Regions from separate parts of the Homo sapiens genome. Here region 1 is linked to region 2. The links are chromatin loops, found by intact Hi-C in ENCODE. Cell type or tissue: PC-9. All regions are shown on one strand. Each heading gives the region's core, and the rest is flanking DNA. Links, peaks and the distances in the headings are about the cores only. Region 1 holds the start of LOC101927191 (a long non-coding RNA gene). Region 2 has its middle 15 kb from the start of LINC01504.

Region 1 (12,256 bases), core at 1,604-9,603, 290 kb before region 2:
CCCCCTGCCAGGAACATCTTTGTCTGGCACGTGGTAAACCCACAAGAAATATATATCAAAATGAAATAGACTAGGAACCTGAAGACCACTCACAAAGTTATTTCTGATACAAATGCATTGTTTTTCAAACAATTGACTTATTCATTTATTTGTACACTACTTTTTCCATAATAATTTCAGACAGCCTACAGATACTGTTATTTTTTATAATGGCATATTTTGTAAACTAAAGCCAAGACTGAAGATCAATACCAAGGAGAAAGGAAGAGTCCAGATATATGGGCCATAATGTCTTACATAGCCATAAAACTTGGGCTACAAGTTTGGCTCTGAGTTTCCTGACAGCCAAAGCACAAAGGAAAATATGTTTAATTACATGGTTCTCACTGTCCAGAAAAAGAAAACATGCCATTGCTTGAGGGAAGCAAAATTTTCCTGGCACTTCCTTTTGAAACAAAAGCTCTTGTATAAGATTTCTCATTAGAGTTGTTGAGTCAGCAAACAATTGAGTCTCAGTTGGGATTTTGGTGCACAATTTTTTTGTTTTGGGAACTGCTAGTGAAGAATCATATGGAAAGAGGCAGAGCAAAAGAGATTAATGTAGTGAGGTTATTTTATCTGCTCTTAAATAATAAAGATGGGAACATGTCTAATAAATAGAACCAATGCAAAGCATAACATAACATCCCAGAAGTAGGTGTCAAAATTATTTTCCTGTTTTCATTGCTTTCATTTGTCTGTTTATTTGGGGTTTTCTTTCGTGGAGGGGAAGGGGTTGTTTTTGTTTTTGTTTTTGTTTTTTGAGATGAAGTCTCACTCTGTCACCCAGGCTGGAGTGCAGTGGCACAATCTCAGCTCATTGCAACCTCCGCCTCCCAGGTTCAAGTGATTCTCCTACCTCAGCCTCCTGAGTAGCTGGGATCACAGGCACACACCACCAATCCAGCTAATTTTTTTGTATTTTTAGTAGAGACAGTGTTTCACCATGTTGGCCAGGCTGGTCTCAAACTCCTGACCTCAAGTGATCCGCCTACCTCAGCTTCCCAAACTGCTGGGATTACAGGCATGAACCACTGCGCCCAGCCCTGTCTGTTTATTTGTAATGACAATGAAAACATTTATGCTTCTGCTTTGTGGAAATTTTGAATGGAAATTTAGATCACTGACTCAATATTTCTGAGGTTTAGTGTGGGTTTAACAAGTGGGATATTGAAAAAGGTATTGAACAGCTTACATTTAATCATTAAGCTAGAAATAAAACAGAAATAAATGAAAATGATCTTTTCTCAAAAAGTCTTACATGAAGCACTGAAGCTTTTCAAAATCAAGAGTGTTATTAAGTTTTGATTTACCCCATTCATTGAGCTAGAAATGTAGAAATCCAGAAATTCAGGATTCTATGCAGCAAGTTAGCATACAGCTAGACAAGGCGGGGGCAATAAGAAAGGGGAGAAGAGGAATTTTAAAAGGCTAGTCAATCTATTTGAAAGCTTCCAAGGGGGCTATGTGAATCTCACTTTGAGAAGTAGATCTGCTCCTGGATACTAACTAAATCCTCAGTTAATATGCAGGCTGCCTATCCAAGCCAAGATCAACTGTGCTTTAAATTTCAGTTTAAACATTCTGGTGGGCTGGGGGGAAGGTAGGGAGCTAAGTAAATTATCGTACAGACAGGACATTAAAGCATAGCACAATTTTCTAAATATGTTTTTCTTGCTGTTTGCCAACATTTACAAATCTTTGCATGTTTATTGTTAAGATGCTATCGGCTGAGCACAGTGGCTCACGCCTGTAATCCCAGCACTTTGGGAGACTGAGGCGGGTGGATCACCTGAGGTCGGGAATTAGAGACCAGCCTGACCAAGATGGAGAAACCCCATCTCCACTAAAAGTACAAAATTAGCCAGGCATGGTGGCGCATGCCTGTAATCCCAGCTACTCGGGAGGCTGAAGCAGAAGAATCGCTTGAACCCAGGAGGCGGAGGTTGCGGTGAGCCGAGATCGCGCCATTGCACTTCATCCTGAGCAACAAGAGCGAAACTCCGTCTCAAAAAAAGAAAAAAAGATGCTATCATTTCCTGTAAAGTTATTCAACATGAAAACTGATAGCACTGTTTTAATGATTCTGTTTTCTGCTAGTCATCTCAAAAATATTCTCATCAACCTAACACACAAAAAAAATTCAGACTATTTTCAGCACTGTGGAGCATGAGAATGTAAAATGTGAAGTGTTCACCCCTAAAATAGTTTACTAATAAAAATAACCAGACTTTTGAGTCACTCCCCATTATTAAGTTTTATTTATAGATTTCTGAGCTGTTACTCAGGAAAAACAGTGGAGATGAGAAGGCAATAAACTGCTAAGCAAAATATACCAAGAACATATTTGATATTTGAGGAGAATTTGAAATTGAGCTGTGCTGATACTTCTTGCAAGGTCACTGTGTAGCAAAACTGTAATTCTTCTTTTAGTAATAAAACTGGCCCAAGAGTCCTCAGGGCTAAGAGTGCTAATCCAGTGAGAATACATTGAGAAAGAAGAATGAAAGACAGAAATGGAGTCAATGCATCTCAATATACTGACTGCAATTCCAGTTAGGATATAATCCATGAGCAACTCATTAAAAATAAAAACGTGATCATCACAGATGGCCAGAGATACAACCTGATATTTATTCATGAAATATCCTTGTGAAAAGTGGCATTAATAAAACAACCTGGGAAGGTAAACATAACTAGAGAAAAATAAATAAAGAACCCTAAATTAAGTTTTCCTTGTCAACCTTCTATTTCCCCTTATGCTAGTTAAGGGTGATGCATTATCCATCCAAGAAAGCTTTAAGTACTTGAACTCCAAAATGCTAATCTTTCACCAATCATTATGCATTATTTATGGGGCTAAAGTATTGGAATAAATTCATTTTTTATGTATTCCAAATAGCATAAAAATTCTTTTGAAGTTAGGATCAAACTGTTTTACAGAGTTATCGAACTTTTGCAGTGAAAGCTGGACTTTCTGCAAATATAGAGAGAGGCAGAGGAGAGTGAGCAAAAGTTGTTTGCCACCCTGAAACCTCTGACTGAGGATGGGGCATCATGCTAGCATCTCAGGTTTGACTTGGACATCATTTAACCCTGAATGAGATTCTAGTTTTGAAGAGGTGTTGTGTTATCAGTAGATTCATGTTCAAAAATCTGCCCACCCTGCTTCACTTTGAAGAGACACAATTTAATGTTAAATGGAATTTTCCAAGGCCACTAGATATTTTTGTGTAAGGAGGAGTTGTTTGTTTGCTTGTTTGTTTTTCGTCTGGGAATTCAAGCTTGGAGCAGAATGCCAGTAAGTTTTTCTCAGTTGTGGTATATATCAATTAATGAAGTAAATGTGACCAAACTTAACTCTGTGTATGTGCTTGTATGTGTGGTGTATGCACTGGCATGCACACACACACACACACACACACACTGCTTCACTGTCAGATTTAGAGAAGAGGTTTGGAAGTTAGTGTCTTCAATATCTTAAAATGTACATAGGAAGAAATTAAGAGACTGAGGCAAGACAGTGCAAAACCCAAAGCCAGGTTGGATCCCTGTACTCAGTCAGATACCATGAGCAATGTGAGGAAATGAGAAGGGTGTGTGTAATAAAACTGCTGGTTGAGGAAGATATGAGTAAGGCTGCACAGTGAGCTGATAGTGAGGTTTCTGGGAAAGAAATAAGGCAATACTTTGGAGTAAAGAAACAAGGAAAGAGATAAGACTATATAGTAGGAAAAGATATAGTTCCCCATGCTTCTTAAACTTTGAGAAACATTTAGAGGCCTTCATAAAATGCATATTCCTGGACCCTACCCCTGAAGAAACTGATTCAGTACGTCTGAGATGGCACTCAAGTATTTGTGTTTCTACCAAGATCCCAGGTGACACTGATTCTGCTAGTCCACGGACCACGCTCTTTTAAATAGCAAAGCTGTAGATGCTGACAGATCTGAGTCAGAACCCCTGCTTAGCCATTTCTTAATTGTGCACCTTTGGGAAGATGACCAAGGCTCTCTGAATCTTGTTTTCCTCATTCTTTTCTTTTTAAATTATTTTATTTTTAAATTTTTATCTATTTATTTATTTATAGACCAGGTTATGAGACTGGCTAATTTTCGTATTGTTGGTAGAGACAGGGTTATGCCATGTTGCCCAGGCTGGTCTTGAACTCCTGGGCTCAAGTGATCTACCCACCTTGGCCTCCCAAAGTGCTGGGATTACAAACATAAGCCACTGCACCCAAGTATTGTTTTCCTCATTCTTAAAATAAAAATAGAGACTGCATAAGACTGTTGTGAAGATTGAATAAAATAACATATTTAAAGCACCTGGGACGTAGTAGCAACTTCACATACACTTCCATTTTTATCCCTTCTGAGTACAGAAATAGGGAAAATAGAATCATGACCCAAGAGGGGCTCCAGGAAAAAGGGGAGGGGGCTGTGTGTCTAGAAGCTAAAGCGGTGGTTCTCAACCCTGGACTGGCATCAGAATCAACCGGAGAGCCATTTAGAAGTGGAGATTTCCTTGAGTCAAAGGACTGAGTGGAGTCTACAAGGCTTGCTTGGAGCCTGGGTGATTCTGGCGCCAGGCCCGAAGTTGAGCCCCAGGGACATATAGAAGTGTGAGTCAGATTTCCAAGGCAGAGTCCTGGAGAGCAGAGACCAAACAGGTGAAGCCAGGAACTGAGAAGACAAAGTTTTAAACTCATGAGCAGTAACAGAGTTAGGAGAAACCAGAGAAAGAAGCTTGCAGATAAGAAAGGGGAGTATATTAAGGATCAGTGTGAGTAAATACTTAGGTTACAATGACTTGCACCTTTAAAAAGTTAAATAAGCAGGTTATAAGTAATGTGATTACAACTCCTCACTGTATAGAAAGATTCAGCTCTGCAATCAAATGGATGCTACTGATTTTTCAAAGTAGACAAGATAGCATAAAGAGGTAAAAAGAAACTGGGAGAATTCCAGAAGCCCTAGATCCTCAAAAAGCAATTCCCAATTTGAGCTACTCTCCCCAATCCAACCACAATAGTAGAAACTGGAAATTCATCCAACGACCAACATCGAAAGGAACTACAACTGGGGGAGTTTACGATTCTGAGATGCCCCATTCATTCTATTCTTCTTTCCCCAGACCCTCAGGCACCACTACAGTGTGTTTCTCAGAATGCCAGAAATTGAGAAAGGCTGCGGGTGACATGGTTTCCTTGATAAATATGAAAAATGACATGTATTATAACTCTTTGTTGACTATGCCCTAGGCACATTAGCATATTTAATACTTTTAAAAAGCTCCTCTATTAGAAATCCTTATTTCAGTAAATGCTTTTGTAACCTCCCTCCTGTCACTAGCTCGTCAGAGCACACACACTCCATAGAAAACAGTCCTACGGCAAAGTCTGTAGTTGCCGCTCCCTCTGCCTGCCCCATTGCCAAGATCTGTAACTAAAAGCTGCACTGTCTAAATGCAGAGTTGTTCGGACTCCAAAACACTTCCTGTTGAAAGGAAAACTTCTCTTGGCTTTCAGATTCATTGCTTGCGAAGGAGGGATAAGAGCATCACTTGTTTGTCAGTTGGCTTTCATCATTGGTGCAGTTAGTTAATAAGCAGACAGTATGTTAATAACATGGACATACCTGCTTGAGACTCTCTGCCCCCGTAGGGAGATCAGAAAATACACACACACACACACACACACACACACACACACACACACGCGTGCGCGCGTGCACAAAGGAGGGTGGAAACAAGTTATTAAAGAGAAGATAATGTGCTCAAAGTCCTTGAGGAGGAAAATAAAATTACAACCAACAGGCCGGGTGCAGTGGTTCATGCCTGTAATCCCAGTACCCTTAGGTGGATCACTTGAGGTCAGGAGTTCAAGTCCAGCCTGACCAACATGGTGAAACCCTGCCTCTACTAAAAATACAAAAATCAGCCAGGCATGGTGAGGCATACCTGAAATCCCAGCTACTCAGGAGGCCGAGGCAGGAGAATCACTTGAACCTGGGAGGCGGAGGTTGCAGAGAGCCGAGATCGCACCACTGCACTCCAGCCTGGGCAACAGAGTAAGATCCCATCTGAAAATAAATAAATAAATAAATATAAATAAAGAATAAACTAATTAATTTCTAAAAATTACAAGAGGCAGAGCCCAAAACACAGCATGCTGGCTGCGTGAAGACCCATAACTCAGTTGGCATGTTTTTCAGCAAGCTATTACTCCCCTCCCTTGAAACTCCAGCTTGTAAATATATTTATAGCTGCTCCACACAATATGCCGGATACTAAAAAAAAAACACTGAGTCATTGTTCCTGGTGAACCAGTTTTGCAAGAGTTAATCTAATCCCTGGCATGAAGCTCAATATGCTTTGCCAAAAGCTTCAGCAAGGAAGAATCCCGCTTTTGGCCTAAAGGTTAGCTGATCTCAATCAGGCTGCTACAGAAACTCAGCATTTATTGACAGGGCACACTGTTTTTGATCTGTCTAGAAATGGAGGCATTATGAAGTGCACTTGCCAGTACCTGTGTTAATTGATGAGTCTCTCTTTTACACAATCATAGTAAGTGCCCTGAGAGTTTTTGGCTTCTTGTTCCTTTGCTCCACCCGTCCCTGTGTGCTGAGGCACAACAGTCCACTGGAGTGGGAGTTTCCAAATCAGATGTGTCAGCTTTTCCTAACAACTCGCAGAGTGATTAAAGAATTTTAAAGCAAGTAATTTCACTGTGACTCCCCTAGGTTATGAGCAGCCCAAGAGGAGGAACAATGGTAGCTCCAGAAGTTCTAACAGGAAGAGGAAAGGGTCAGAGATTTTATTAAGAAAAGAATTTTGGAGGAGTAATCAGCGGATTTGACTTGAAACAATAGCTGCAGAGTAAGTACATTATTTATCCTTAAATTGTATGCTGTAGCTTCATTAAAAAAAAATAGCAAACATTTCCGAGAATAATTTCTGTAAGATTGAAAAAAATCCCAGTTGGCCATATTGCAGAATAACACCAAGGCTGGTGAGTAAAGCACGTTCCAGGAGGTAGAAATTGGGAGTCCAGGGCACCGGGCGCGGTGGCTCATGACTGTATTCCCAGCACTTTGGGAAGCCAAGGCGGGTGGATCACGAGGTCAGGAGATCCAGACCACCCTGGCCAACATGGTGAAACCCTGTCTCTACTAAAAATACAAAAAAATTAGCTGGGTGTGGTGGCGCATGCCTGCAATCCCAGATACTCGAGAGGCTGAGCAGGAGAATCGCTTGAAGTTGGGAGGGAGACAGAGACTGCAGTGAGCCGAGATCGTGCCACTGCACTCCAGCCTGGCAACAGAGCAAGACTCCGTCTAAAAAAAAAAAAGAAAAAAAAAAAAAAGAAATTGGGAGTCCAGGGAGGGGCTGGTCAAAACCCATCAAGCCATCCCTTGGCATTGGGCAGGAAATGTAACTGATTCATCTTGACATCCCAGCTCTGTGTACAGTCGTTGGCACAAGAAGGAGCTCCGTAAATGTTTATTGAATCAAAGAGGTGCTGAGCACCTAAAGGAGAGGAGGAAGGGAAGGTTCGAGAAGATAGAGAAGAGAAAAGAGGGTCAGAAAGGAGAAAGGGGAGGGAAGAGAGAGGAGGAGAGAGACAAGAAGGAAGGGAGAAAGAGGAGGGGCTAGAAAAAAGACCATGACACAGTTGGCCCACAAGCTGAGAGTATTTATGGTGCTCTAAGAGGTCAAGTATATTTTTACCCTCTTGGCCAACTAATACAGTTGTTAAATGTCACCATGATCACAGCTCTTGCTCTATAAAACTGGATATATGTTTTCTCACATTAGAGCTGTTTTCTAGAGTTGATTTCCTACAGCTTAGTTTGACATCTTAATGAAGATTCCACCACGAGTATGCCATCTCCTCAAATGGTGCCATCTTTTCAGGCACAGAGGAAACCTGCCTTACTTCTGCAGACATTACCATCAAAAACATTGTCATTGTCCTGGGTCCCCTTCCCCAACGAGTTATTTCTGTACTTCTGAAAACTTGTTTAGCTGATGGGAAAACACATGTGAGCCTAGTTTGTGTGTGTGTGTGTGTGTGAGCCCAGTTTCAACTGGCCCTCTTTCCTGACTCATAGGAACCAATCAGAAACTTGTGTTCTGCAGCTCTGTCATTTCCACTCCAGAGAAGAAAAATGTCACAAGCCCTGGATTGTGAAGTAACAAAGTGAGCAATACAAAATGAGCCAGAGAAAGACCAGATCAAGGACCCAGGGCCACCCCAAAAGCTGCTGTGACCCCATGTCCTTCTCATATGAGGCTTCTTTGTTTCAGTTAGTGTCGCCTTCTGGGCAAGAATGGACCAATGAAAGGCAAACCATCTGTGTGTGTGCTTCTCTCAGATGCCCACAAAACTCCCCATAGTTGTTACCTTCTGGGAAGCTCCGAATGTTGTCATTGTTCCTGATTTTCCTATTCGAGAGATTTGCAAATTTAACGACATGGTATTTAATCTTTAAACCTTATCAGGCCAGGCACAGTGGCTCACACGTGTAATCCCAGCACTTTGGGAGGCCGAGGCGGGCAGATCACCTGAGGTCAGGAGTTCAAGACCAGCCTGGCCAATATGGTGAAACCCCGTCAGTACTAAAAATACAAAAATTAGCCGGGCTTGGTGGTGGGTGCCTGTAGTCCTAGCTACTCGGGAGGCTGAGGCAGGAGAATCACTTGAACCCGGGAGGCAGAGGTTGCAGTGAGCCGAGATCACGCATTGCACTCCAGCCTGGGCAACAGAGCAAGACTCCATCAAAAAACAAACAAACAAAAAAACCTAATTTGCTGTTGTGGAATATCAACACAAATGGGATAATACAAGTACACCCTTTGTACAAGCATCTTATTATTTGTCTCTATATAAGTAGAAAGATGGAGGTGAAAGAGTGGTCAAGGAGGGGCTGGGAGGGAAAGCATGACAAAAAGAAGGACTGGGGCCTCACGACAGTTGGCCACCAGCTCTGGTCACCACACCAAACTCAAGGCACTAAAATCATTCCATAAGAACATGGGGCACTGTACTAGCTCTGGTCCTGACTTTCTAGGAGCCTAAGCTTTATGGTGGAGACAGATGAGTGAACAGTTACAATGAGGGAGCAATTTCAACAATGGGGGTGAAGATGGGGAGATCAGCAGCGTATGTGGGGACTAGTAGGAATGTATGGTCAGAGAATACTTCTCAGAGAAGCTGACTTCTAGAAATTCACCTTGCATGCATCTTACTTCTTATGACCCCCACTGCAGAGCAAGGATGCATGTAAAAAGTGACAAGGAAGTAACCATTATCGACCTTAAGTTAACCTGGCATTCTGTATCAGCCCAGCTTCCTGTGGTTAGCAGGTGGCCTTTTACAATCGCCCTCTGACATTTTCCAGTTGATCCCAAAAGCTAATTCCATATTACCAGGGGAAAGAGTGATGTTAAATGCCTTTTATAAAAAAGGAAGCATTTATTGAAACTGAATCATCAACTTTAATCTGGGTTGCTTTCTGAAATGGGAGCAGTCTCTGCTGCAATATTCAGATATTGGCCTTGCTTTCCTGATAGCACCATATCTGTTTCTGAGCCAAGGGATCAGTCAGGATGGCAACCCATGCTGGAGCAGCCAAGAGCTTGGGCGCCCAATTAAATGGAGGTCACTCATCACACTTCCCTATTTGTGTTCTTTAACCATCTGTACTGGAGGAGACCCTGTTCACAATTCTTTCTGTTCTCTTTTACTAGCCCCAATCCTACCATTTCAAAAATGCTTTGTTTCCAAAGAATATCCATATGGAGCATGGAGCATGGCCACTCTCTAATCAGAATAGCAAAAAGTAAATTAAAAGGAACAAGATCATGGCTTTTGCAGGAACATGGATGGAGCTGGAGGCTATTATCATCAGCAAACTAACGCAGGAACAGAAAATCATATACTGCGTGTTCTCACATATAAGTGGGAGCTAAATTATGAGAACTTATGAACACAAAGAAGAAAACAACAGACTCTGGGGTCTACTTGAGGGTGGAAAGTAGGAGGAGGGAGAGGAGCAGAAAAGATAACTATTGAGTACTGAGCTTAATCCCTGGGTGATGAATCATCCGTACAACAAACCCTCTTGACATGAGTTTACCTATGTAACCAATTTTCACATGTACCCCCTAACCTAAAATAAAAGTTTAAAATAAAAGAAAAAAGACAGTAAAAGGGAGAAGTTCTCAAAAGAAAACATTTGACATAAATGCCACTAAAATATTGCAGTAACAGAAATCCTAATTAAAGGGAGATGAAATGAGTCTGTTTTTCTCCGAGAATGATTTAGAATCATTATAAACCATATAAATGAGAACAAGACCAGCCACTTTTGGCTAAGCCACCCTGTACAGGAATCTATTGCCTGCCCCCTTAATGGTTTAAAGCAAGGTATGTTCTCTTCCAAAGTTTACGCACAGGACTTAACAATTGCCCCTTTTGTCCTTCATTCCAGGTCATCGTGGTAGGTAGAAATGCTGGCACAGCATGCTAATGTCATCATGTACTGTGAGGTCTTTAGTGGGTGGTGGATTTTGAGGCTGTGCATTTATCCTACCGCCTCTTATCCTAGCACCCCTATTTAGAGGAGAACACACTGTCCATCTGCTTATATAGTTCTTTATTCTGAATTAGCCTTCATTTTCCTCAAATTTATGTTAGAACAGGTATGACACTCAAAATTCTGGGTTTGAGGGATAAACGTGAAAAAGATTTCCATAAAGTGAAGTATCTGAGAGAAAGAAGAGTTTGATGGGTTATGACCAGGCACATATCATGTGGTCAAAGTATATGAATAGAAAATGCATAACAGAAAAAAACCAATGGCTCATGCACATCTGGAAAACAAAATTCAACCTCACTAGTTATCAAGGGAAATGCCTCTTTAAACAATAATGAGATAGCATTTCATAACCAACAATATTGACAATTATTTTATTTTATTTTATTTTTGAGACAGAGTCTCACTCTGTCCCCTGTGTTGGAGTGCAATGGTGTGATCTTGGCTTACCACAGCCTCCACCTCCCAGGTTCAAACGATTCTCCTGCCTCAGCCTCCCGAGTATCTGGTATTACAAGCACCCACCACCATGCCCAGTTAATTTTTCTACTTTTAGTAGAGACAGGGTTTCACCATGTTTGGCCAGGCTGGTCTCAAACTCCTGATTTCAGGTGATCCACCTGCCTCAGCCTCCCAAAGTGCTGGGAGATTACAGTCATGAACCACCATGGCCTGGCCAATAATTTTAAATTTAAAAAAGAGTAAGTTTTGACAAGAGTGAAAGGAATCAAGAAAGTGTACAAATTGCTAGTGGCAATGTACACAGGTATTACCCCTTTAGGAAGCCATTTGTCAATGCCTAGCATGGTTGACTATGGGCACCTCCTTTAGTCCCATGTCTATGAATGTCTTTCACATTTATACAAAGAGAGATGTTCAAGGATACTGCCCATAGTACCGTTAACAATATCTAAAAAATAAAGAGAGTTTGGAGGCCAAGGCGGGCAAATTGCTCGAAGCCAGCAGTTCAAGACCAGCCTGGCCAATATGACAAAATACCATCTCTACTAAAATACAAAAATTAACCAGATGTGGTGGTACACCCTATAGTCCTAGCTACTCAGGAGGCCAAGGCAGGAGAATTGCTTGCACCTGGGAGGCAGGGGATGCAGTGAGCCGAGATCACGCCACTGCACTCCAGCCTGGGTGACCAAGTGAGATCCTGGTTTAAAAAAAAAAAAATCAAAAAATAAAGTGAGATAAAGAGACAAATTGTGTATCATAAAATAAATTAAAAAGTAAATAATTGGCCAAGCACAGTGGCTCACACCTGTAATCCCAGCACTTTGGGAGGCCCAGGCGGGCAGATCACCTGAGGTTGGGAGTTCGAGACCAGCTTGACCAACATGGAGAAAGCCCATCTCTACTAAAAATACAAAATTAGCCGAGTGTGGTAGTACATGCCTGTAATCCCAGCTACTCAAGAGGCTGAGGCAGGAGGATCTCTTGAATCCAGGAGGCAGAGGTTGCGGTGAGCCGAGATTACGCCATTGCACTCCAGCCTAAGCAACAAGAGGGAAACTCCATCAAAAAAAAAAAGTAAGCAATCTACACAAAGCAACATGATAAATCTCAAAAATATATTGTTGCTTCTAAAGAAAGCAAATTGCAAAAGG
Region 2 (10,418 bases), core at 111-8,110:
TTTTCTTCCTCACTATCTGATTTCTTCCATGCACATCCAATGTCCACCTTGGGCATTGTTCAGGTGGTCACCAGTAAGTGCGTGAAGATCACTCACAGTCACTCAGAATTCCTTTTTTTTTTTTTTCTTTTTCATTCAACAAGGTCTCACCCTGTTGCCCAGGCTGGAGTGCCATGGCATGATCAGAGCTCACTGCAGTCTCGACTTCCCACGCTCAGGTGATCCTCCCACCTCAGTCGCCTGAGTAACTCTACAGGCATGCACCACCATGTCCAGCTAAAATTTTTTTTGTGTGTATTTTTTTGTAGAGATGGGGTTTCACCATGTTGCTCAGGCTGGTCTTGAACTCCTGGGCTCAAGCGATCCACCCTCCTCGGCCTCCCAAATTGCTGAGATAACAGGCATGATCCACCACGCCCAGCCAGTTACTCAGAATTTCAAAAATGTGAATTACCCAACGACACACTCCCCAAGGTCGGTAAATGCCCAGCTCTGCCTCACATTCTAAACCAGCTCAGTTGTTTTCCTATTTGTTTTTTTCCTAGTTTTCTGAGTCTTTTCCTAAAGTTGGCCATTCCTAGCCTTGGAGTACAGTTTGCTCGATATGTGATTTTAATGGATGATCAGTGCTCTTCCTCGCTCCTAGACCTCTATCTGTTGCCTCACTGACTATTAATATCTCTTACTTTAAATAATAAAATAAAAACCAGAGTCAGTTTTAAAAGTTCTTCCACTTAAACATAGCTTTCATACAGAGTACTTGGAAGAAATTCCCTTTCCTAATCTTCCCTTTCCTAATCTTACACTGATGCATTTTTGCAGTATGGGTTGGAGAGGAGGGTAAATAAGGAAGTAGACCTGGGGCATAGTTTATACCAGCAGTGTTAATTATTGATTCCATTAACCTTTAGACTCTCAGATTGAGGAACTCACTCAAACTTAAAGGAGGAAATATTTTAAAACTTGCTCATAACTTTTTTTTTTTTTTTTTTTGAGACAGAGTTTCGCTTCTGTTGCCCAGGCTGGAGCGCAATGGTGCAATATCCGCTCACCGCAACCTCCGCCTCCCGGGTTCAAGCGATTCTCCTGCCTCAGCCTCCTGAGTAGCTGGGATTACAGGCATGTGCCACCACACCCTAAACACAATACTAAAAATTTTATATTTTTAGTAGACACGGGGTTTCTTCATGTTGGTCAGGCTGGTCTCGAACTCCCAATCTCAGGTGACCTGCCCGCCTCAGCCTCCTAAAGTGCTGGGATTACAGGCGTGAGCCACCGCGCCCCACTTGCTCATAACTTTTTAATAACTATAACAAATTTCTTGACAATCTGACCTTAGGCATGCCTAAAAAGAAGCTGGAACACCAAAGACTCTGGTGATGTGTTTACTTTCTAAAGCAACAGGAAAGAGGTGGCCTTCGGAAAGGGTCTTGAGATCTGGATACAGAAAATGCATGTTGAATTTGAGCAATGCCTCTCATTAGCTATGCACCTTTGAGTAGGTTGCTTACTATCCCTGAACCTTTGTTTCTTCAACTGCAAGATGGAAATATTGTCTAGGAACAAGATTGTTGGACATCTCAAGTGAGATTATGAATGAAAAAAGTATTTTGTGAATTAAAAGCACTGTGCAAATTGTTTGTTTGTTTGTTTTTTGAGACAAAATTTCTCTCTGTTGCACAGGCTGGAGTATAGTTGCACAGTCATAGCCCACTGCAGCCTCGAACTCCTGGCTTCAAGTAATCCTCCTGTCTTAGCCTCCCAAAGTGCTGGGATTACAGGCATGTGCCGCTGCACCTGGTGTTAGTTATTATTAAATGCTTATTACGAGGTGATTTATTCTCAAGTCCTTGTAAGAAGGGGATAGAGAAGAACTTTCAGAAAAAAAGAGAAAAAATCTTGGAAAATGGTGAAGATGTAGATTAAACCAGAAGCTACTCTATTTAACATCCACCTTTTTAGACCCTCGGTAATGGATGCTGAATAACTAGCATTGAGCACAGATGAAACTGATTTCTTCATGAAACTTTGCCCAAGAGTGAGATGAATTTTTTAAAATCAATATTTGTATTTAAAGATTCGAAATGTCCTCATCATTTCTAAGTAAATATGTACATAGAGAAACTGCAAACTTCCCTAAACTAAAGGCTTTTAAATGAGCAAATAAGAAACCTCATAAACATTTAATTTTCATCTATTTTGTTCACTGAAGTATTCCCTGTGCCTAAACCCAGTGCCTGACACAGAACAAGTGCTCATGAATTACAATGTGTATATAAATACCGCTATAATTTTGGGGGACTAGTTTCTGACTCTTACACGGTTCACTAACAAGACCTGCACTTGCCATTCCAATGAGAAAAAGTCTTTGGTTAGCTGAGATCTTGTGCCTCAGTGATAAATGCTTTTTACATGAAAGTGTTGAGTGCAGCTGGCATCCCTCCAAGAAATGTAAGGCTATGCAATGCACTCTTACTTGTGGCCTTTGAGAATATGGTCTCCTACCAGCAAGAGGATGGTTGCGACATCAAGTGTTTCTTGTTTTAAAAACAACTTACATGTATGCAACTTACTTCTTTTAATAGCCTCTTTGATATGTGTTATTTCACTTGATTAGCTCAACAACCCAGTGAGGTCAGCAAATGACAAAATCTCCATTTTGTGCTTGAGAAAAATAAGACCCGGCAAAGGGAAGTAGTTAATAAGTAAGGAGAGGGAAGAGAAAAATCTAAGTTGAGTCCCTTAAATTCTTGTCTAATAATCTTACCCCACCATGATGTATACAAGTAGTCATAATGAATACACTGCTCATTATTTATCTATGGAAAGATATCTAAATGCAAAAAAAATCAAGCAATTACTGTATTTGGTCTAAGTCAAAGCAATCTTCACTTGAACATAAATGGTCCAAAAATGCTTTCAAAGGGCATTCTGTTTTCTGGGTTTTCTGAGTCATTGCCTTATCTCCACGTTACCCCTTCATGCCTGAACACAGCTTTTGTGGATGGTGTCTTACTGCTGAGCATTCATTACTACCTATTTTCATTCTGTTGGGGAACATGTTCTCTGATTTCTTGTCCTTTATGATTTAAGGAATAGCCTTCTTTTACATAATTTCTACTTCCTCCACCCTAAGCAAATTATGACAGTGATAAATACACAAAAATTGAAGTCCATGAAAAAGGACATGAAATCTTATTTATGAAGGAACTTCATGTAAAAAGTTTGCCCCCTGATGGAATAGTGGTGACATGACAAATAAAATTGGAAAGAACTATGTCGTTCTGTTAAAGACCAACCTGACACTCTTTATCATTACCTCTTTATTATTATTACTATTATTATTATCTTTATTATTATTACCCTTTATTATTATTAGCAACCTGACAGCTCTTTATTATCATTTAAAGAGCCTCCTCCTCCCCACCACCAATTAGGCTGAGCACAGTGGCTCACTCCTGTAATCCCAGCACTTTGGGAGGCCAAGGTAGGAGGATCACTTTAGTTCAGAAGTTCGAGACTAGCCTGGGCAATACAGTGATACCCCATCTTGAAAAAAAAGAAAATTATAAATTAAATGAAGGCCCCCCCAAATTATATGTCTTACTTCCTGATATAGTTTGGCTCTGTGTCGCCACCCAAATCTCATCTTGTAGCTCCCATAATTCCCACGTGTTGTAGGAGGGACCCAGTGGGAGATAACTGAATCATGGGGGCGGGTCTTTCCTGTGCTGTTCTCATGATAGTGAATGGGTCTCACAAGATCTGATGGATTTAAAGACGGGAGTTTCTCTGCACAAGCTCTCTCTTTTTGCCTGCTGCCGTCCACATAAGATGTGACTTGCTCCTCCTTGACTTTTGCCTTCCACCATGATTGTGAGGCCTCCCCAGCCACATGGAACTGTAAGTCCAATAAACCTCTTTCTTTTGTAAATTGCCCAGTCTTGGGTATGTCTTTGTCAGCAGCCTGAAAACAAACTAACACAGTAAATTGGTAACAGTAGAGCGGGGTGTTGCTGAAAAGATACCCGAAAATGTGGAAGTGACTTTGGAACTAGGTAACAAGCAGAGGTTGGAACAGTTTGTAGGGCTCAGAAGAAGACAGGAAAATGTGGGAAAGTTTGGAACTCCCTAGACACTTGTTGAATGGCTTTGACAAAAATGCTGATAGTGATATGAACAATAAGGTCTAGGCTGAGGTGGCCTCAGATGGAGATGAGGAACTTGTTGGGAGCTGGAGCAAAGGTGACTCTTGTTATGTTTTAGCAAAGAGACTGGTGGCATTTTGCCCCTGCCCTAGAGATTTGTGGAACTTTGAACTTGAGAGAGATGATTTAGGGTATCTGATGGAAGAAATTTCCAAGCAGCAAAGCATTCAAGAGGTTACTTGAGTGCTGTTAAAGGCATTCAGTTTTATAAGAGAAGCAGAGCATAAAAATTTGGAAAATTTGCAGCCTGATAATGCGATAGAAAAGAAAATCCTGGCCAGGCGCAGTGGCTCACGCCTGTAATCCCAGCACTTTGGGAGGGCGAGGCAGGTGGATCACGAGGTCAGGAGTTTGAGACCAGCCTGGCCAACATAGTGAGACCCAGCCTCTACTAAAAATACAAAAACCTAGCCAGGCATGGTGGCAGGTGCCTGTAATCCCAGCTACTCAGGAGGCTGAGGCAGGAGAATGACTTGAACCCGGGAGGCGGAGTTTGCAGTGAGATGAGATTGTGCTGTTGCAATCCAGCCTGGGTGACAGAGTGAGACTCCATCTCGAAAAAAAAAAAGAAAGAAAAAAAAGAAAAGAAAATCCCATTTTCTGGGGAGAAATTCAAGCCAGTTGCAGAAATTTGCATAAATAATAAGGAGCTGCATGTTAATCCCTAAGACAATGGGGGAAATGTCTCCAGAGCATGTCAGAGGTCTTCATGGCAACCCCTCCCATCACAGACCTGGAGGTTTAGGAGGAAAAAAATGGTTGCATGGGCTGGGCTCAGGGTCCCTCTGCTGTGTGCAGCCTAGGGACTTGGTGCCCGGTGTCCCAGCCACTCCAGCTATGACTAAAGGGGGCCAAGGTACAGCTTGGACTGTTGCTTCAGAGGGTGCAAGCCCAAAGCCTTGGCAGCTTCCACATGGTATTGAGCCTGCCAGTGCACAGAAATCAAATATTGGAGTTTGGGAATCTCTCCCTAAATTTCAGAGGATGTATGAAAATGCCTGGATGTCCAGGCAGAAGTTTGCTGCAAAAGTGGGGCGCTCATGAAGAACCTCTGCAAGGGAAGTATGAAAGGGAAATGTGGGGTTGGAGCCCCCACATGGAGTCCCTACTGGGACACTGCCTAGTGGAGCTGTGAGAAGAGGGCCACCATCCTCCAGACCCCAGAATGGTAGATCCACTGACAGCTTGCACAGTTCACCCAGAAAAGCTGTAGACACTCAACACCAGCCCATGAAAGCAGTTAAGAGGGAGGCTGTACCCTGCAGAGCCACAGGGCAGAGCTGCCCAGCATCATGGGAACCCACCTCTTGCATCAGCATTACTCAGATATAAGACATGGAGTCAAAGGAGATCATTTCAGAGCTTTAAGATTTGACTGCCTTGCTGGATTTTGGACTTGCATGGGGCCTGTTTGTTTGTTTTGGCCATTTTTTCCCATTGGGAATAGTTGTATTTACCCATTGCCTGTACCCCCATTGTATCTAGGAAGTAACTAGCTTGCTTTTGATTTTACAGGCTCATGGGTGGAAGGGACTTGCCTTGTCTCAGATGAGACGTTAGACTCTGGACTTTTGAGTTAATGTTGAAATGAGTTGAGCCTTTGGGGGATTGTTGGGAGGGCATGATCAGTTTTGAAATGTGAAGATAAGAGATTTGGGAGGGGCCAGGGGCGGAATGATATAGTTTGGTTCTGTGTTTCCACCCAAATCTCAGACTGTAGTTCCCATAATTCCCACAAGTTATGGGAGGGACCTGGTGGGAGGTAATTGAATCATGGGGGTGGGTCTTTCCTGTGCTGTTCTTGTGATAATGAATGGGTCTCATGAGATCTGATGGTTTTTAAAAACAGGACTTTCCCTGCACAAGTTCCCTCTTTGCCTACTGCCATCCATGTAGGACATGACTTGCACCTCCTTGCCTTCCACCATGATTGTGAGGCCTTCCCAGGCACGTGCAACTGTAAGTCCAATAAACCTCTTCCTTCTGTACATTGCCCAGTCTCAGGTATGTCTTTATCAGCAGTATGAAAGTGGACTTATATACTGCCTGTTCAAATTTACTTCCATCACATACCCAGTCCAGAAAATTCAGACTTCAGCAGCAAGATAAGAATACACTATTGAGTTCTCTGTAGATACAAAATTCCTTTCTAGACCAAGGGATTTTCTTTCACAAAGTATTTATAAAAACATTTCAGTAGCAAGTAAAATATTTACCTCTTAAAAATTTTAAAGTAAGAACTTAGGAGATGTAGTAGCAGAAACAGAAAAATATCATCTCTCTACTCCGCCTTCTCTAGCTGGCAAACTCCTATTCATGTCTCAGGACCCAACTCAAGTGCCATCTTTTCTTTAATTTTAATCATACTCCCTTAAAGAGGACTAGCCACTTTCTTTTCTGTGCTCCTATAAATAGACTTTACATTTTTATACTGTGTTAAAATCATTTATCATCTTTCTCCCCATAACTACTCCAGAGACATTAAATGAGAACTACAAAAACATATAAAATGTTCTCCTTAAAATTGAGTTTCACATGGCATTTTATTTTTATTTTACTTTTGGAAATGCATTGTAAGCTGTTTTCTCTTTTTATTATTATTAGTGTAAGTTTCAGGGGTACAAGTGCAGTTTTGTGACATGGATATATTGCATAGTGGTGAAGTCCAGGTTTTTAGTGTAACTGTCACCCAAAGAATGTACATTGTACCCACTAAATAATTTCTCATTCCGCTGGGCACGGTGGCTCACGCCTGTAATCCCAGCACTTTGGGAGGCTGAGGCGGGCGGATCGTGAGGTCAGGAGATAGAGACCATCCTGGCTAACACGGTGAAACCCCGTCTCTACTAAAAATACAAAAAATCAGCCAGGCGAAGTGGCGGTTACCTGTAGTCCCAGCTACTCGGGAGGCTGAGGCAGGAGAATGGTGTGAACCTGGGAGGTGGAGCTTGCAGTGAGCCGAGATTGTGCCACTGCACTCCAGCCTGGGCGACAGAGTGAGACTCAGTCTCAAAAAAAAAAAAACAAAATAAAATAAAATAATTTCTCATTCCTCATCCACCTCACCCTCCCACCATTCCGAGTCTCCAATGTCAATTATTCTGTACTCTATGTCCATGAGTGCACATTATTCAGCTCCCACTTGTCAATGAGAATGTGCAGTACTTGACTTCCTGTTTCTGAGTTATTTCACCTAAGGTAATGGCCTCCAGTGCCATCCATGTTGTGGCAAAAGACATGATTTCATTCATTCTTATGGCTGCATTGTATTTCATTATGTATATTTACCACATTTTCTTTAGCCAATCATCCATTGACACTTAGGTTGATTCCTTATCTTTGCTATTGTGAATAGTGCTATGATAAACATATGTGTACAGGTATCTTTTGATATAATATTTGTTTTCCTTTAGGGTAGATACCCTGTAGTGGGATTGCTGGATTGAATGGCAGTTTTATTTTCAGTTCTTTGAGAAATCTCTGTATAGTTTTCCACAGAGGTTATATTAATTTACGTTTCCACCAAAAGTGCACAAGTGTTCCCTTTTTTCCACATCCTCACCAACATCTGTTATTTTTCACATGGCATTTTAGATAATTATAAATTATTAGAGCTAGAAGGTATCTGCAAGATTATTAAATTAAATATAATTCTTTCCCAAGCTTACCCCCAACATGTCACCTCCATTTTACAGATGAAGAAACGGAGCCTGTTAAAATAAGTTAAATACATAAGATTTTTAGCTAGGAATTAGCAAAGTAAGGCTATCATCCCCATCTTTTGATTCTGATCACTGTTCTGTCTGCTTCAATGTAACTACCTCCTTTCCACATGGTGATTCTGCAATAATATATCTTGCTAAGCTCTTCAGGGCTACTTAATCTGATATCCTTGAATTTCCCAAAATGATGTGCATGTATTGTAGGTCTTGCCTATATGAGTAAGGCCTTCCCTCTCTAAACATTCATTCATTCATTCATTCATTCAACAAATATGTATCAAAGACTCCATGTCCAGTCCTCAACAAAACACTAGCAAACCCAAACCAAATCAGCAACATATACAAATATACACCATGACATGTGATTTTTTTCCATGAATGTTCAACATCTGAAAATCAGTCATGTAATAATCTATATTAATAGAATACAGGACAAAAATTACATGATCATCAGAGTAGATATGGAAAAAAATTTGATGAAATTCAACAGTATTTAATAATGAAAGCATTCAACAAACTAGAAATAGAAGGGAACTTCTTAAACCTGACAAAAGACATCTATGAAAAACTTCAATTAATATCATACCCAAAGGTGAAAGACTAGCTGCTCCATCCTAAGACCAGGAACACACAAGGATGTCTTCTCTCACCACTTCTGTTCAGCAATGTACTTTCAGTTCTAGCCAGAGCAATTATGCAAGAAAAAAAAAAGGCATCCAGATAGGAAAGGAAGAAATAAAACTGTCTCCATTTGCAGATGACATGATGTTGTATGTAAAAAATGATAAGGAATCCACACACACACACGCATACACACACACACACAAACTGTTAGAACTAATCAACAAGTTCAATAAGGTTGCAAGATGTACAATCATTGTACAAGATACACTTATATTTCTGTACATTAGCAATGAACAATATGCAAAAGAAATTTAAAGAATAATTCCATTTATAATAGCACCAAAAAGAATAAAATACATAGCCATAAATTTAACAAAAGAAGGGCAAGACTTGTACACTGAAAACTAGAAAGTACTATTGTCATGTGGTGTTGCTGATATAGTGGTGAGCATAGCTGCCTTTTAAAACCTTGCTAAAAGAAATGAAAGAAGATGGAAATAAATGAAAACACATCTCAAGTTCACAAATTAGAAGACTTAATATTGTTAAGATAAAAATATTTTCCAAATTGACATACAGATTCAATGCAATCCCTATCAAAATTCCAGCTGCCTTTTTTGCAGAAATCGACAAAGTGATCCTAAAATTCATACAGAAATTCAAAGAACTCACAATAGCCAAAACAATCTTGAAAAAGAACAAAGCCAGAGAACTCAGATGTCACAGTTTCAAAACCTACTAGAAAGCTGTAGTAATGTAGATAGTATGGTCCTGGCATAAAGGTAGACAGAAAAATGAATAGAATAGGATTAAGAGTTTAGAAATACTCTCACATTTGTAGTCAATTGATTGTCAACAGGGGTGCAAGGCCATTCAGTGGTACTGGGACAACAACTGGTACTGAGACCACTGGGTAGCCATATGCAGAAGAGTGAAGTTGGACTTCTACGCCATATAAAAAAATTAACTCATAATGTATCATAGACTGAAATGAAAGTGCTAAAACTATAAAAGCATAAAAAGAAAACAGAAGTAAATCCTTGTAACCTTGGATTAGGCAGTGGTTTCTTGGACACAAAACCAAAAGCACAAGTTATTAAATAAATAAATAAACAAAATGGACTTCATCAAAATTAATTTTTTTTTTTTTTGCTCTGTTACCCAGGTTGGAGTGCAGTGGCACAATCTCGGCTCACTGCAGTCTCTGCCTCCCGAGTAGGGAATCAAGGGATTCTCCTGCCTCAGCCTCCAGAGTGGCTGTGATTACAGGAACCTGCCACCACGCCCAGCTAATTTTTGTATTTTTAGTAGAGATGGGGTTTTGCCATATTTGCCAGGCTGGTCTCGACCTCCTAACCTTAGCCTCAGCCTCCCAAAGTGCTGGGATTACAGGCATGAGCCACCACGCCTGGCCAAAATTAAAATTTTTGTGCTTCGAAGGACACCATCAAAAATGTGAAAAGACAACCAACATGGTAAGAAAAAATATTTGCAAATAATATGTCTGATAAGAGATTTGTATAGAATATATACAGAATACTTACAATTCAACAATAGGACTGATAAATCACTAATTTTAAAATAGGCAAAGGCCAGATTTCCTCTAAACTCTGCACGTGGTGATTTGGGACCACACATTGGAAATTCACAGTTATATCTTGAGGAACTTCAACTTTAACCTCCTGTTACACACATAGGTCTGAAATACAATTGTGGAAAATGTCATATTCTTCCCATGGGACTGTTAGACGCCAGACAAGTCAGGGTATTTACCTTCTCAGGGTAAGATGGGCAAGAGAAGGAGTGAAAAAATAATGAATAGGAAAGGTCATCCTTGAATTAGGACTATATTTGAAGGAATAGT

The links. A loop is a pair of places that touch in the nucleus more often than their neighbours do. Peaks named below come from ENCODE experiments on the same cell type or tissue, not always from the same donor. Only the 100,000 strongest peaks of a DNase experiment are listed, where the experiment ranks them.
Region 1: it touches region 2 in a loop (3-fold over the local background); 7 of 110 quality-filtered maps call a loop at or near these places.

Annotation. Positions count from the first base shown.
Region 1 is chr9:72,571,768-72,584,023 of GRCh38, reverse strand. It overlaps TMC1 (transmembrane channel like 1), which reads right to left. Exons shown (of 24, transcript NM_138691.3): 2 at 6,001-6,122. LOC101927191 (a long non-coding RNA gene) reads left to right here and starts at 6,495. Exons shown (of 5, transcript XR_242619.5): 1 at 6,495-6,606; 2 at 6,783-6,918. In PC-9, for the core only: no CTCF peak of the experiment used is centred there; DNase peaks (open chromatin) are centred at 4,663, 6,403 and 9,433; H3K4me3 peaks cover 2,849 bases; H3K27ac peaks cover 7,333 bases.
Region 2 is chr9:72,285,162-72,295,579 of GRCh38, reverse strand. No RefSeq gene overlaps it. Among named protein-coding and RNA genes, the nearest start is that of LINC01504, 15 kb to the left of the region's middle. In PC-9, for the core only: a CTCF peak has its summit at 3,133; a DNase peak (open chromatin) is centred at 879; H3K27ac peaks cover 554 bases.